4 separate regions of the Homo sapiens genome follow, and regions 1, 3 and 4 are each linked to region 2. A link is a contact called in ENCODE Hi-C or POLR2A ChIA-PET data. All regions are on one chromosome and are shown on one strand. Each heading gives the region's core, a stretch centred on a gene start or an enhancer-like site at or near the end of the contact. The rest is flanking DNA. Distances are from core to core; before and after follow the strand shown. Region 1 overlaps EBF1 (EBF transcription factor 1). Region 2 overlaps TIMD4 (T cell immunoglobulin and mucin domain containing 4). Region 3 overlaps GALNT10 (polypeptide N-acetylgalactosaminyltransferase 10). Region 4 overlaps MFAP3 (microfibril associated protein 3).

The links. A loop is a pair of places that touch in the nucleus more often than their neighbours do. ChIA-PET counts read pairs that join two places held with the same protein, here RNA polymerase II (POLR2A). Pooled maps may share reads with other maps.
Region 1: a loop to region 2 is called in a map with no recorded cell type, with 18 times the contacts of the local background. The contact joins two enhancer-like sites. A Hi-C loop is called at or near these places in 2 of 37 single-sample maps with no recorded cell type and 3 of 50 pooled maps.
Region 3: a map with no recorded cell type shows a loop between it and region 2 (22-fold over the local background). The contact joins two enhancer-like sites. A Hi-C loop is called at or near these places in 4 of 37 single-sample maps with no recorded cell type and 3 of 50 pooled maps.
Region 4: a loop to region 2 is called in a pooled map, with 1.9 times the contacts of the local background. The contact joins two enhancer-like sites. A Hi-C loop is called at or near these places in 1 of 50 pooled maps. POLR2A ChIA-PET finds 5 or more read pairs at or near these places in 2 of 52 experiments (T-cell and activated T-cell).

Annotation. Positions count from the first base shown.
Region 1 is chr5:158,952,740-158,955,637 of GRCh38, reverse strand. The region is part of intron 6 of EBF1 (EBF transcription factor 1); the gene reads left to right. Among named protein-coding and RNA genes, the nearest start is that of EBF1, 150 kb to the left of the region's middle. RefSeq lists an enhancer at 1,282-1,411. Within about 2 kb of position 1,562, at least 5 of the 41 ENCODE cell types and tissues checked have a DNase peak (open chromatin) inside an H3K27ac peak, as active enhancers do.
Region 2 is chr5:156,919,281-156,922,245 of GRCh38, reverse strand. It overlaps TIMD4 (T cell immunoglobulin and mucin domain containing 4), which reads left to right. Exons shown (of 9, transcript NM_138379.3): 7 at 30-147; 8 at 1,743-1,782; 9 at 2,705-2,954. The coding sequence ends at 2,789. Among named protein-coding and RNA genes, the nearest start is that of TIMD4, 42 kb to the left of the region's middle. RefSeq lists an enhancer at 1,343-1,452. Within about 2 kb of position 1,690, at least 4 of the 41 ENCODE cell types and tissues checked have a DNase peak (open chromatin) inside an H3K27ac peak, as active enhancers do.
Region 3 is chr5:154,383,913-154,386,888 of GRCh38, reverse strand. GALNT10 (polypeptide N-acetylgalactosaminyltransferase 10) reads right to left here. Exons shown (of 12, transcript NM_198321.4): 7 at 459-576. Among named protein-coding and RNA genes, the nearest start is that of MIR1294, 38 kb to the right of the region's middle. RefSeq lists an enhancer at 1,885-2,034. Within about 2 kb of position 1,613, at least 6 of the 41 ENCODE cell types and tissues checked have a DNase peak (open chromatin) inside an H3K27ac peak, as active enhancers do.
Region 4 is chr5:154,056,814-154,059,862 of GRCh38, reverse strand. MFAP3 (microfibril associated protein 3) reads right to left here. Exons shown (of 3, transcript NM_005927.5): 3 at 2,413-3,049. Among named protein-coding and RNA genes, the nearest start is that of MFAP3, 19 kb to the right of the region's middle. RefSeq lists an enhancer at 1,090-1,139. Within about 2 kb of position 1,307, at least 3 of the 41 ENCODE cell types and tissues checked have a DNase peak (open chromatin) inside an H3K27ac peak, as active enhancers do.

The DNA of each region.
Region 1 (2,898 bases), core at 313-2,812, 2.0 Mb before region 2:
TCCAAGAAGAGCTGCAAATGCTCTCAAGCAGTCTTCCAAAGTGACAATTAAGAATGGGATGGAATTCATTTTGATGTCCAGCTCTGGTCTAAAAGTCAGTCACATTCCAGGTCTCACTCTGGCCCCTGTGCTCTGGAAAGAGAGGAGCAGTGAGATATGGCCATTGTTGATATGAAAAGCAGAAGGTGGAGGTCCCAGGCTGCTGAGTTAGCCCTCAGTTTGAATCCTGCGTCTGCTGTTTTTTAGCTCTAAGTCCTGAGGCCTCTAATATACATCTACTCTGCAATTACTTCTCTCTCTCTCTCTTTTTTTTTTAGATGGAGTTTCGCTCTTGTTGCCCATTCTGGAGTGCAGTGGTGCAATCTCGGCTCACTACAACCCCTGCCTCCCGGATTCAAGCGATTCTCTTGCCTCAGACTCCCAAGTAGCTGGGATTACAGGTGCCCGCCACCACTCCCGGCTGATTTTTGTATTTTTAGTAGAGATGGGGTTTCACCATGTTGGCCAGGCTGGTCTTGAACTCCTGACCTCGTGATCCGCCCTCCTCGGCCTCCCAAAGTGCTGGGATTACAGGCGTGAGCCACTGCGCCCGGCCCAATTACTTCTCTGTAATTTTTTTCCCCTGAGGATTGGTGGGGAAAAAAAATGCTTGGCACATAACACTCCATGTTAAGTTTCAGGATTATTTCTTCTTTTTACATTATTTTAGTTTTTTGTTCATATGTACTCAGGGCTCACACTTTGCTTGGCTCCGTAAGTCCTAGAGAAAAATGGTATGAGAAATGAATTCACATGAAGCATTAGTGCCTTAGTCTCTTACTGTTTTTACCTTTCCCGTGAATATTTGTGCTTACAAAATGGTGTCCAGAAAGGCAGTGCCTCAGCGAGATAAATATGTTTCTAATCTTAGCATCTTGGGCAGAGTGAGGCTGGCATCTGAGGTCAGGGAGGCCACAGGGCCACGCTACTGACCGCATTGGTAACAGACTCCATTAGGTTGACAGAAAGGTTAAGGTTCCTGGAATCTGTCTCTAAATTCTCCGTACCCCCTCATTAGGTTAGAAGCCAATGCCAATACAAGTAACCAATACCAAACCCTCTCTTGCTTACAGAGGCATTATTAAGTTGGGGGCACCCTAAGAACAATTCATTGCAAATAATTGTTGGCACATTTATTCTCATGGCACAACTTTCAAAAGCAAATTAATTATAAACTGGTTGCAATTTAATTCAGTTTGTCTGGATTATGTGTTTGCAAGGCCTAGAGTACATTTGGCACCGTTGCTGGCACATTTGGATTTTAATGTCTTTGACAAGCCACAGCTTCCTTGGCCTGGGTAAACGGCCTACTGCCATACTGTCATTTAACTAGATTGCGTCAGAGTGACTCTTTAGCTTCGCGGTGGGTCTTCAGTTTACAACCTCCACGCCACCCCATCAGCCGCACGGGCATAGATCTCAACATGTATCAGGAAACTGGAAGAAAGCTGTGAACAGAATACTCTGAGAAAATGATGGTTAATCGTGTAGAAAAGTTTAACTATTTGCATCAGCACAATATTACACAGGCACATACGACTTTCAGTTCCCTAAACCTGAGAAAAGGTTTAACAACATTGTGTGAAATCTGACATCTTGCTATTCATATAAATGTGAAAGGCAGATTGGGAAAAATACAGTAAAATCCCCGCTTTTGTGCAGAGAATGGTGCATATTTTTCCCCTAATTATGGAAGGTAGCCTTTTATTTCTTCTGAATTCATTCATTTCTGAGCCTGTGTTTTCAGCTTGCTTATGAAACTCAATTATAAAACCAGGGTTAAAAATTAAGTCAAGTCACAGGCTATACTCCTCTTTGATTCTGGGGCTCCTGAGAACTTCCAGCCCTCTGCCACTGGCTTGAAAAATCTCTACCCTTACAAATCTCTCAAGCTTTCATGCACCTCTCCTACACAGCAGATTAATTAAGGAAAAAGATGGAAAACTCCTGGCACCATTTTATCTTTCCAAACTGTGATTTGCCTCTTCCCCCTAAATCTTCCCTTCCCTCTCTTCTGCTCCTTTCTCAAAAAGAAAGTGTATGATTGTCAACTTTCTGAGTTCAAGACAGTGGAGGATTAAACTGGCCTTACTGAGATTTGAACTTGTGACTCAAGTCATTGGATTTTGTGAAAGAGGCCCAAACTCTCCGGACTGGACAGGTTACAGCTCCGGTTTCTGTCCCTCTGCTGCCTTTTCCTGGGTAGCATGATGATCTCTGGCATTTATCTATCTATGAGGCTTGCAAAATCGCGGCCTGTCATAATGGTAAATAAAATGTGTTAAAGTTAATATGAAGAAGAAAGGAGCAATTACAACTGCTTAAAACAGTCTTCAAATATACTTAAGCAGAGGTTTGCCACGTAAACACACAATTAAAGCAGGAATTTGTGATGGATGCAAGGGTTTGACGGTCCCAGACATACTGTTTACTGGTGTAGTTAGCAGATGGATAAGTCAACTGATCCCAGATGTGCAGCTTATAAATATAAACTCATGTCTTACTAGTGATGTATGTCTGCAAGTAGCAACAAATTACTTTCTATTTAACTCTTGACTGTTTACTAGGGGGAGCTTTGTAATGCTCACTTGCTTAAAAAAAAAAAAGGATTTTTAAACAAGTTTCCTCTTTTAAAAGTGGTAACCAAATATCTAAAAAAAAGGTACTTTGGTGCAGAAGTTGTTTTAAAGGACAGGTTTAAATAGGCTTACTTTTTTCTTTTAAGTTCAGATACCTAAGCCTTATGTCCCTAGCCGCAGTTTTCAGATATTTGCAGCTAATTAATTCTTAGGAAATCTAATCTGAATTGAATTAATTTTCCCTTTTAGGGCACACGAAGCAACTTTTAGGTAAGAAAAA
Region 2 (2,965 bases), core at 441-2,940:
GGTCCATCTCCTTGCCTGTGTCCCATCAGATGGATGGAATACCCATGTCAATGAAGAATGAAATGCCCATCTCCCAACTACTGATGATCATCGCCCCCTCCTTGGGATTTGTGCTCTTCGCATTGTTTGTGGCGTTTCTCCTGAGAGGTAAGGAGGGAGGGCCAGGTGATGGAGCACTTCAGAACCCTGGCGACTGCAGGAGGATCTGGAGTTGTCTCCACTTCCTTCCCCTTTATCCCTCCCCAAAGAGGCTCAGTTCTGCCATTGTTCCCATCCCAGCCAGGGAAGTAACAGGTAAGTTCATTCTCCCCAAGCTGCTAATGACTCTGTGTATTAACCTCCTGGTAGAGTTTACGTTTTGGAAAAGGAAAAAAAGCAGAAGAGCACCTTCATTTATTGGACATTTCTGTGCCAGTCCTGATGGTATACTCTTGATGTGCCTAATTCATTTTATCCCTATTACTGCCTTAAGAGGAAAGTACTATTTCCTACTTTGTTCACTTTCTCTGTTCTTTGGTTGGGAAAACCCTAGCTTGTCTCTTCTTTTGGCTAGGATTGTTGCAGGACGAAGACCATGAACAATCCTGGTTTTCTTCTTCTTTTTTTTTTTTTTTTTTTTTTTTTTTTTTGAGAGAGTCTCATTCTGTTGTCCAGGCTGGAGTGCAGTGGCGTGATCTCAGCTTACTGCACCTCCGCCTCCTGGGTTCAAGTGATTCTCCTGCCTCAGCCTCCTGAGTAGCTGAGACTACAGGTTCACGCCATCACACGGGACTAATTTTTGTATGTTTAGTAGGAGGGGGTTTCACCATGTGGGCTAGGTTGGACTCAAACTCCTGACCTCAGGTGATCCACCCACTTTAGCCTCCCAAAGCTCTGGGATTACAGGCATGAGCCACCATGCCTGGCGTGATCCTGGTTTTCTTATATGTTCCCTAAAAGCAAGCTTTCTTAACCTGGAGGCCACAGATGGACTTCAAGGGTAATGTGAATCCTTTGAAATCACATGCAAAAGTGTTTATGTGTTCATGCCTGCATTTTTCAGGGGACAAGGTCTGTAGTTTTCATTAAGTTAGCAAGCTGCTCCATGACCTTGCACCTCCATCCCACCCCTGCCCCCCGCCCCCAAAAGTTTTAAAATGCTACAAAAACAGCCATGAAACAGCTTATGGTTTTCAGGCAAATTATAGGCACGTGGCACCTGGTACTGTTGTAAAATGGGGATAAATTGTTCTGTACTCATTAACAAAAGCTGTTTCAGGGCAGTATGTCAGGAGATGAGACTAGTAACCATCTCAGCTGATTTGAATAATAATGAAACTTGTATATTTCAACACCTGCCCCAGGTGCAAAAGCAAATTTAAAATTTACTGGAATCCTGCTGTTAGCCTTCATACAAAGGCATGATTACAGTTTTGGAAAATTCTGAGTATGTCTCGTAAAGAAGTGTTTTGAAACCCAAGTGAGTGCTTGAATTCTGGATAGGCAGATGACTCAGAATGAAATAGCTTAACACCATTGCCCAGAATGTTGGAACAACTTGGTAATTGATGAGCACTAACTGTGGTTAAAATAGCAAGTGTTTGACCTGGGAAAGGGAATGGCTTTTTCTGCCAAAGCCAGCCACTGGTTCTCACCTTTGGCCCATATCTGCTCTTTGCGGGGCAGCACTGGAATTCCCCCAGCATTTTGCATGTTCTATGCACCGCAGCCACTCTGCTCACACTGTGGCCTTGTCTTTTCAGGGAAACTCATGGAAACCTATTGTTCGCAGAAACACACAAGGTAATCTATCTTGCATGAATGGGTGTTGTAATGATTGTACAAGCTGTTACAAATGATTAGCTACTACTCAGTGGTTTAATGACTTGAGCTTGTGTTACGATTACACATAGAGTTGGAAAGATGTGACATTAGAAGTGAAAAAGTTGTGCAGATTTAGCTCACATTAACCTGTGTCTTGGTTAACACTCTGAGCAAAATGCCAGTACCAAGGCAGGTGGGATTAATAGAAGTATAGCACGCAAAAGAAAGAAGGTGATATGGCACTTTACTCTGAAATTTTTTGTTCACCTATGGGTAAGTTAGTTTAAGAGGCCATTGTTAAACTGGAGTTTATTGAGGAGCGTTGGCAATATGGAAAATGAAAAAAGCATGTAGAATATTATTCCTGGGAGTTGGTTCCTCTGCCCAGTTAGACCATGGAAGCAGCTTGTTTTGGGGCCTTTTTAAAAATAGTATTTGAAGATTCTCTAGTAAGGGATTTTAGCTATTTGCCCTATTCTATAGCTTTTGGAAAAGAAATTTTTAAAAAAGGCATAAATTATTAATGAAGTCCTTGCCTAATTAATTGCATTCACTAATTAGTTGCATTAATACCACAATATGTATTAGCAAGAAGGAAAATTGACACCCAGCGAGGTGACCTTTCAAGGTCACACTTAGAGACCTTTTGGTAAATAAACGTATTGAAATCATGATTTTATATTTTGCTAAGAATCTTTTTTATCTCATTATAATGGATTGGCAGAAACTCTTTTTCCCCTGCAGCCTCAGTTTTCCCATCTGTAAAATGTGGAGCTTAGACTAAATGAACTGTGAGCCCTTTGAACTTTAAGGGTAATTGCACTGTAACTTAGCAGCATCTGTTTTGTTTTGTTTTCTAGTCTTGTGTTTCCCATTATGAGCCCCTCTTTTCTGTTTACAGGCTAGACTACATTGGAGATAGTAAAAATGTCCTCAATGACGTGCAGCATGGAAGGGAAGACGAAGACGGCCTTTTTACCCTCTAACAACGCAGTAGCATGTTAGATTGAGGATGGGGGCATGACACTCCAGTGTCAAAATAAGTCTTAGTAGATTTCCTTGTTTCATAAAAAAGACTCACTTATTCCATGGATGTCATTGATCCAGGCTTGCTTTAGTTTCATGAATGAAGGGTACTTTAGAGACCACAACTTCTCTGTCC
Region 3 (2,976 bases), core at 364-2,863, 2.5 Mb after region 2:
TATGCTCACTGGTCTTTGTCAAACTCCTAGAGCAACAGGTACAAAGGGAAAACTTGGGGTGACTGAGAGGACTCCTCTAGGCCTACGTATCCTGTTTGGCCTTCCTAGCTTCTCTGGCCCACTGCTTATTTGCTGGACATCTCAATCTCAGACCTGCCATCTGAGTAGAAGCAAGACCTTATTCCAACATCTTAAGAAGACACAAGGCAAATGCCAGTCAGAGCTGTGGTGAGGACCAGCCTTTGGCAGCTGGAGAGTACTCCCCTTCCCTCCCACACCCCCCCACCCCACAACAAAGAGTGGCCCATGAGCCCCTGTCTTCTTCACCTGATGGGCAGAAGGGCTACAGAACCCTGAGGCCTCCAGTCTTTCCAAGCTCAGGCAGAAGCTGAGACACCTACTGGGACAGGCACTCAGGAGGCTGTGCCAAGAACGGGGCGTCTGGAGAGCTGGCTCACCTTGAAGGAGATTTCATACTGCTCCCCTCCCCAGATCTCCAAGCCTGGGTCATACCCGCCGAGTTCCCAGAACCACTTCCGATCCACGGCGAACAGTCCACCGGCCATCACGGGAGACCTGTCAGAGAAGAAGAACATGGTGTGAAGGTGCAGATGTCCTGGCCACATGCTCTCATGTGGCCCGATAATGCCATTCCCCCAGCGGCGGTGTTCCATGCTGCTCCCTGAACACAGTCCAAGTGTCTTCCAGGGAATCCAAGGCCCTTCCAGGCATCCCCCTTTCTTTCCTACAACTTCCTTTCATAAGAGCTACATTTTAACCAAATGGGACCCGAAGTTCCTTTACACAATTAACACCTAAGAGTACTTGTGAAATGAAATCACAGTACTTTGTCCACATGGGCCCTGTAGCTGCATCATAAATATGTACATGTTAGTCCTCTCACTAGTTAAATGGTCCAAGTTGGGGGTCTCTCCAAGCCTGTCTGTGTTGTAGAATCTCTTAGAGAGATGAAAAAATATACAGCTCGCTGGGCCCCACCTCAGACCTGCTGAAACAATCCTTGCGGGAGGCAGCCTAGGGCTCTGTGTTTTTGAACATGCTCCTTTGACAACTATTACTCAGTAGGCCAGCATGGACGTTTGTTCTGCTGTGGTGTTTACAGAAGAAGCCACTGTCTCTGTCTTTTCAGTTAAACTGGGAGATAAGATTAACTCCATTCATTCATTCTCTAATGAGTTTGTTCATCCCATGCCAGTTGTGAGGGAGGTGCTGGAAGAATCTCGAGGTCAATGAGAGTCCTTCAGGAGATGTTGGTGTAGTGGGGCAGCCCCCTCAAGACAGAGGGTGCATAAGGGACTCCGGGAGGTAGAGACAGCATTACAGGAATCTGAAAGGAGTGTGTCTGTTTCCAGCTTTTGGGGTAAGGAGGATGGCTGGGGCAAGGGTCAAGGAATGAGGCTCAGGGGAGGTGGCATTTAAGTGGGTTTGGACAAGAGGAAATTTGGGAGAGGGAAAGGCACTGAGGGGAGGATAAAACGTCAGCAAGGACACAGAGACGACAAATCATGCAGTACCCACGGGAACAGGAAGTCCGCCTGGCACCGTGCTAAGTGAGGAAACGTCATGCTGCTGACTGTCAGCGTCCCCCAGGGTATCTCGCACAAGACTGGCACCTGGTAGGGGCCAACCAGCGTTTGCTGTGTGAAAAGCTATCAGAGTGGCTGCATCCTTGTCTGGATGCACTGGAAAACTCCAAACCCTCAAATCCAAACATTCCAGCAGCAACCTCCATTCCCCCTCCTGGTCCCTGGAAGTGCAAGCTCATGGGAAGTAGGCTGATCGAATAAGCTCTTAGTCAACCCAAAAGCTGCCCAAGCAGCTCCTCCTTCCAGTAGCAGATGAGCCTTTACAGCACAGGCAGGACTCCTTTAAAAGGGGAGCCCCTGAATATTTACTGAGGGCTTGAATATGCCGGGTGCTGTACGGAGCTAATTTATTAATAAAATGAATTTACTCTTCACCTCGACCTCATGTGGCAGGCCTCATTATCATCACCATTTTACACATGTAAAACTGGAGTGCAGACAGGGAACTTGCTCAAGGCCCCATGGCTAAAAAGCAGCACTGCTGGGATGTGAATCTCTAATCTAAGCCACAGTTCACACCCCTCGCCACCACAATATACTGCCTCCAGGCAGGCAGGAACACTCGAGAAGCAGGTGATGCATGCAAAGAACAGGGCGTGAGAAATTCGGAACCCTCACTCTCATTTCTGCTTTCCTTAACCTGCTGTGTGACCTGAGATGCAGCGTTTAACCATTAACCCTGTGCTACCCAGGAAGGAAGCCACTGGCCACAGGTGATGACTCTGCACTTAAAATGTGACTGGTATGAACTGACATGTGCTGTGAGTGTGAGATACACACCAGATTTCCAAGACTTAGGATGAAAAGAGTATGAAAGAACTCATTAATAATTTTAAAGTGTTGGTTACATGTTAAAACGATAATATTTGAGGTATACTGGTTTAAATAAGATACATTATTAAGATGAATTTTACCTGTTTCTCTTTACCTTAGAAAATAATATCACATATGCAGCTTGTATTATATTGGACAGTGCTGATTTAACCTCTTTGAGCCCTATTCCCCATCTAAACAATGGAGTGATAGCTATACTTCCTATCCCACGTTGCTAGTGATACGGTTGGCTACGTCCCCACCCAAATCTTATCTTGAACTGTAGTTACCGTAATCCCCAGGTGTCATAGGAGAGACCTGGTGGGAGGTAATGGAATCATGGGGGCAGTTACCCCCATGCTGCTGTTCTCATGATAGTGAGTGAGTTCTCATGAGATCTGATGGTTTTATAAGGGGCTTTTTCCTCTTTGCTCAGCACTTCTCTCTCCTGCCGCCTTGTGAAGAAGGATGTGTTTGCTTCCCCCTCTGCCATGACTGTAAGTTTCTTGAGGCCTCCCCAGCCATGTGGAACTGTGAGTCAGTTGAACTTCTTTTC
Region 4 (3,049 bases), core at 58-2,557, 2.9 Mb after region 2:
ACTTGGCACATAGCAGGTGTCAGCAAATACCTGTTCATGAATAAATAGGTTAAGAAAAGCCAACTATGCCCCAGCAGAATCTGATAACCTGTCTGCGGTTTGAGCTACGTGTACTGGAGACAACAGAAATGATGACTTGAAGATTTAGCCTAGCACTTACTGCTTCTGATTCTTGTTTTGTTCATGTATGTGATCATCTTCAAGGAACATGGTTTGCAATTTTATCCACCACAGAACCACGTTTTGCTCCTGTCATTCATGTGAAGCTGACCTTGTCACACACTGCTTGTTACCCACAACCTCCATTTTTCCTCCTTTCTTAATTACAGAAGCCCAAACTTTGGGACAATGTGTCCAGTTAAAAATAAACACGCTCCTCTCCGCAAGCTTTCTTAGTTACAGCAGGTAGCCATGTCTCCTAGTTCTGGCCGCTGCATAGCAGAAGTTGGTTGAGGCTTCGGGAAAGCTATCACTTTCTCGATAAAAAGGTACAAACTCAGCTGCTGTGTCCTTTGTCCTTTGACCTTCTACCCTTCTCCCTGTCTGGAATGCAGACACGATACTGGAGGTAAAACAGTCGTCCTATGTAGCAGGTGCTGTCAGTGCTCTGCCCATTATTCGTTGACAGTCACCATTCTATTTACCACAGGCTTCCTGTTGAAAACTCCTTTTCTCTACCCGAGGCCTTTTGCTAGCTACAGAATCATGCTGAGCCTGTAGAATGCAGTCTGAAAGTGGGGGTTAGTGACCCTGGGAGCAGCCTTTAACTAATGACAGATGGTAGTTGGTGGATAAATATCCCAGCTCTTTGGCCTTGAGGTGGGACAACTGAGGCATGAGCTACATACACCTGGGGCAGAGAGAGCTCCCTGAGGTCCCCAGCGGGACTGAACACTGGTTGCCCACAGCAGTAACCCACTCATTAACACATCCTGTGTAGGCTTTCTTACTTTGCCTGTCTCACTTCCCCATTTCCCTACCTTCCTGGGATCACTTCCCAAATAAACTATTTGCATGTGAATCCGTTTCTCAGGAGCTCCTTCTGGGGGAACCCAAACTAAGACATCTTGTGACCTTGAGGATGAAAGCCACATGCTAAGGATAGAGAGCAGTCTAGAAAGAGCCGAGTCCCTGATGCCAGTTCTTAAGCCCCTGCACCAGCCTTGGACTGCCTATCTCTGGATTTGAGAAAAATAAATCTCTTAGCTATTATGATAAGCCACCACGATCAGGTTTCTATGGCATGCAGCCAAATGCAATTCTCAGAGGTGTGGAGGAATTTTTAGTTGACCACAAATGCAAATATAGTCATCAGTTGGACAAGGCTACTAACAAAGCTGACGCCGGCTCATGACTAGCCCCTTACAGTGTGGTAGATCAGAGCTATCAGTGTTTGCTTATCGGTTGCTATATTTAATCCTTGTGTTAATTCTGTGAGGTAGGCATTATCAATTCTATTTTACTGAAGCCGAGAAAGGCTGAAGCCCTTGTCCATGGTTACAAGGCTAGGGGTGAAATCAGGATTTAAAGTCCAGCAATCTTTTGCCATAGGGATATAAAGGCTAGATTTTCATTCTAAGGAGTCTGTGGCATTTAAGTAATGAGTCACACCTCCCATCTGTTGCCTTTGCGTTCTCCTAACACCTTGTGCTTTTCCATGCCTGTTAACCATCACCACTCTTCACCCTGATGGGACTGCAGACTTTTGCTTCTACCAGAGCTAAACCTCCTGCCCGCCAAATCTCACCATAAACTACACACTATAATCACAAGCTCTTTAAAAATGTACCAAATCTTCTCATCTCTTTTTCTCAAGCTCTTGCCTTTGCCAAAAATGCTTTACTTCAGAAGAGTAAACTGCTGTATTTGGGCCCAGGGAGGATAGTCTGGTATCTGCAGGCCCGTTGTGGGCAGGATACCCATCTCAGTGTAGCTCATAGCACTGAAAACATACACAGTGCTTAGGTGTAAATATTTGTAAAGTTAAAGTGGATTCCAGCCACACTAGAATCCAAGTTGAATTCAAATTTACTCCTATGCTGGGGGCTGTGGCTCATGATTGTAATCCCAGCATTTCGGGAGGTCCAGGCAGGAGGATTACTTGAGATCAGGAGATAGAAACCAGTCTGGGCAACATAACGAGACCCATCTCTACACACACACACACACATAAAATTAGCCACGTGCGTTAGCGTGCACCTATAATCCTAGCTACTCAGGAGGCTGAGGCAGAACTGCTGAGCCCAGGTTGAGACTGCAGTGAGCCATGATCATGCCATCATACTCTGGCCTGGGCGACAGAGTGAGACTACCCTCTCCCCAAAAAATTACCCATTTAAAATCATTAACGTCAAGTTCCATCAAACATACAAATTTCGTCAAACATACAAATGAAACATACACTATAGAAAATTTCAAATAGACTATATACTCCATTGAACGTTTAATAAATTATATTCAAGTATGACTTTCTTTAAAAAAGAGACAAAATTATAATGCAAGTATTTATTAAAATGCTGACAATTTAAACATCCTCTGAATTATATGAAATACTTATTTACTTTTGTGAAATGCGTTAGTGAAAATCTAGGAGTTTCTATGTAAGGCTGAGCATTTTCAACATTCCTGGCCTAGATGAGAAAAGAATGCATTCTCTTACTGGTACTCAGGAAATATTTATACAATACACTTGGGTTCTACTTGCTGGTGTGTGGAGACTAGGCTAGCACCCATGACTGGCTGGGCTCTAGAAAACAAGCATGCAGTGCTCCTGTGCCATCTGGGACCCAAGAGACAAAAGTCTGATCTAGGGTGAAGCTACATGCAGAGGGTGAAGAGGACTATACCAACAGCCTCACTTGTCTGGAGGAGCAAAAGGAAAGCCGTGCACAGATATTGCTTTGACCTTAAAATATTTGTTAAGTGAGGCAAGAAAGAAGCCAGGAGTCTTCTCACAACCGTTCCAGGTCAGCAATTTCTAAGATATTTCTATCAAGGTAATTGGTAGAAAATATAAATGCGTGCTGGCCCTGACTCAAGAATTAAACCA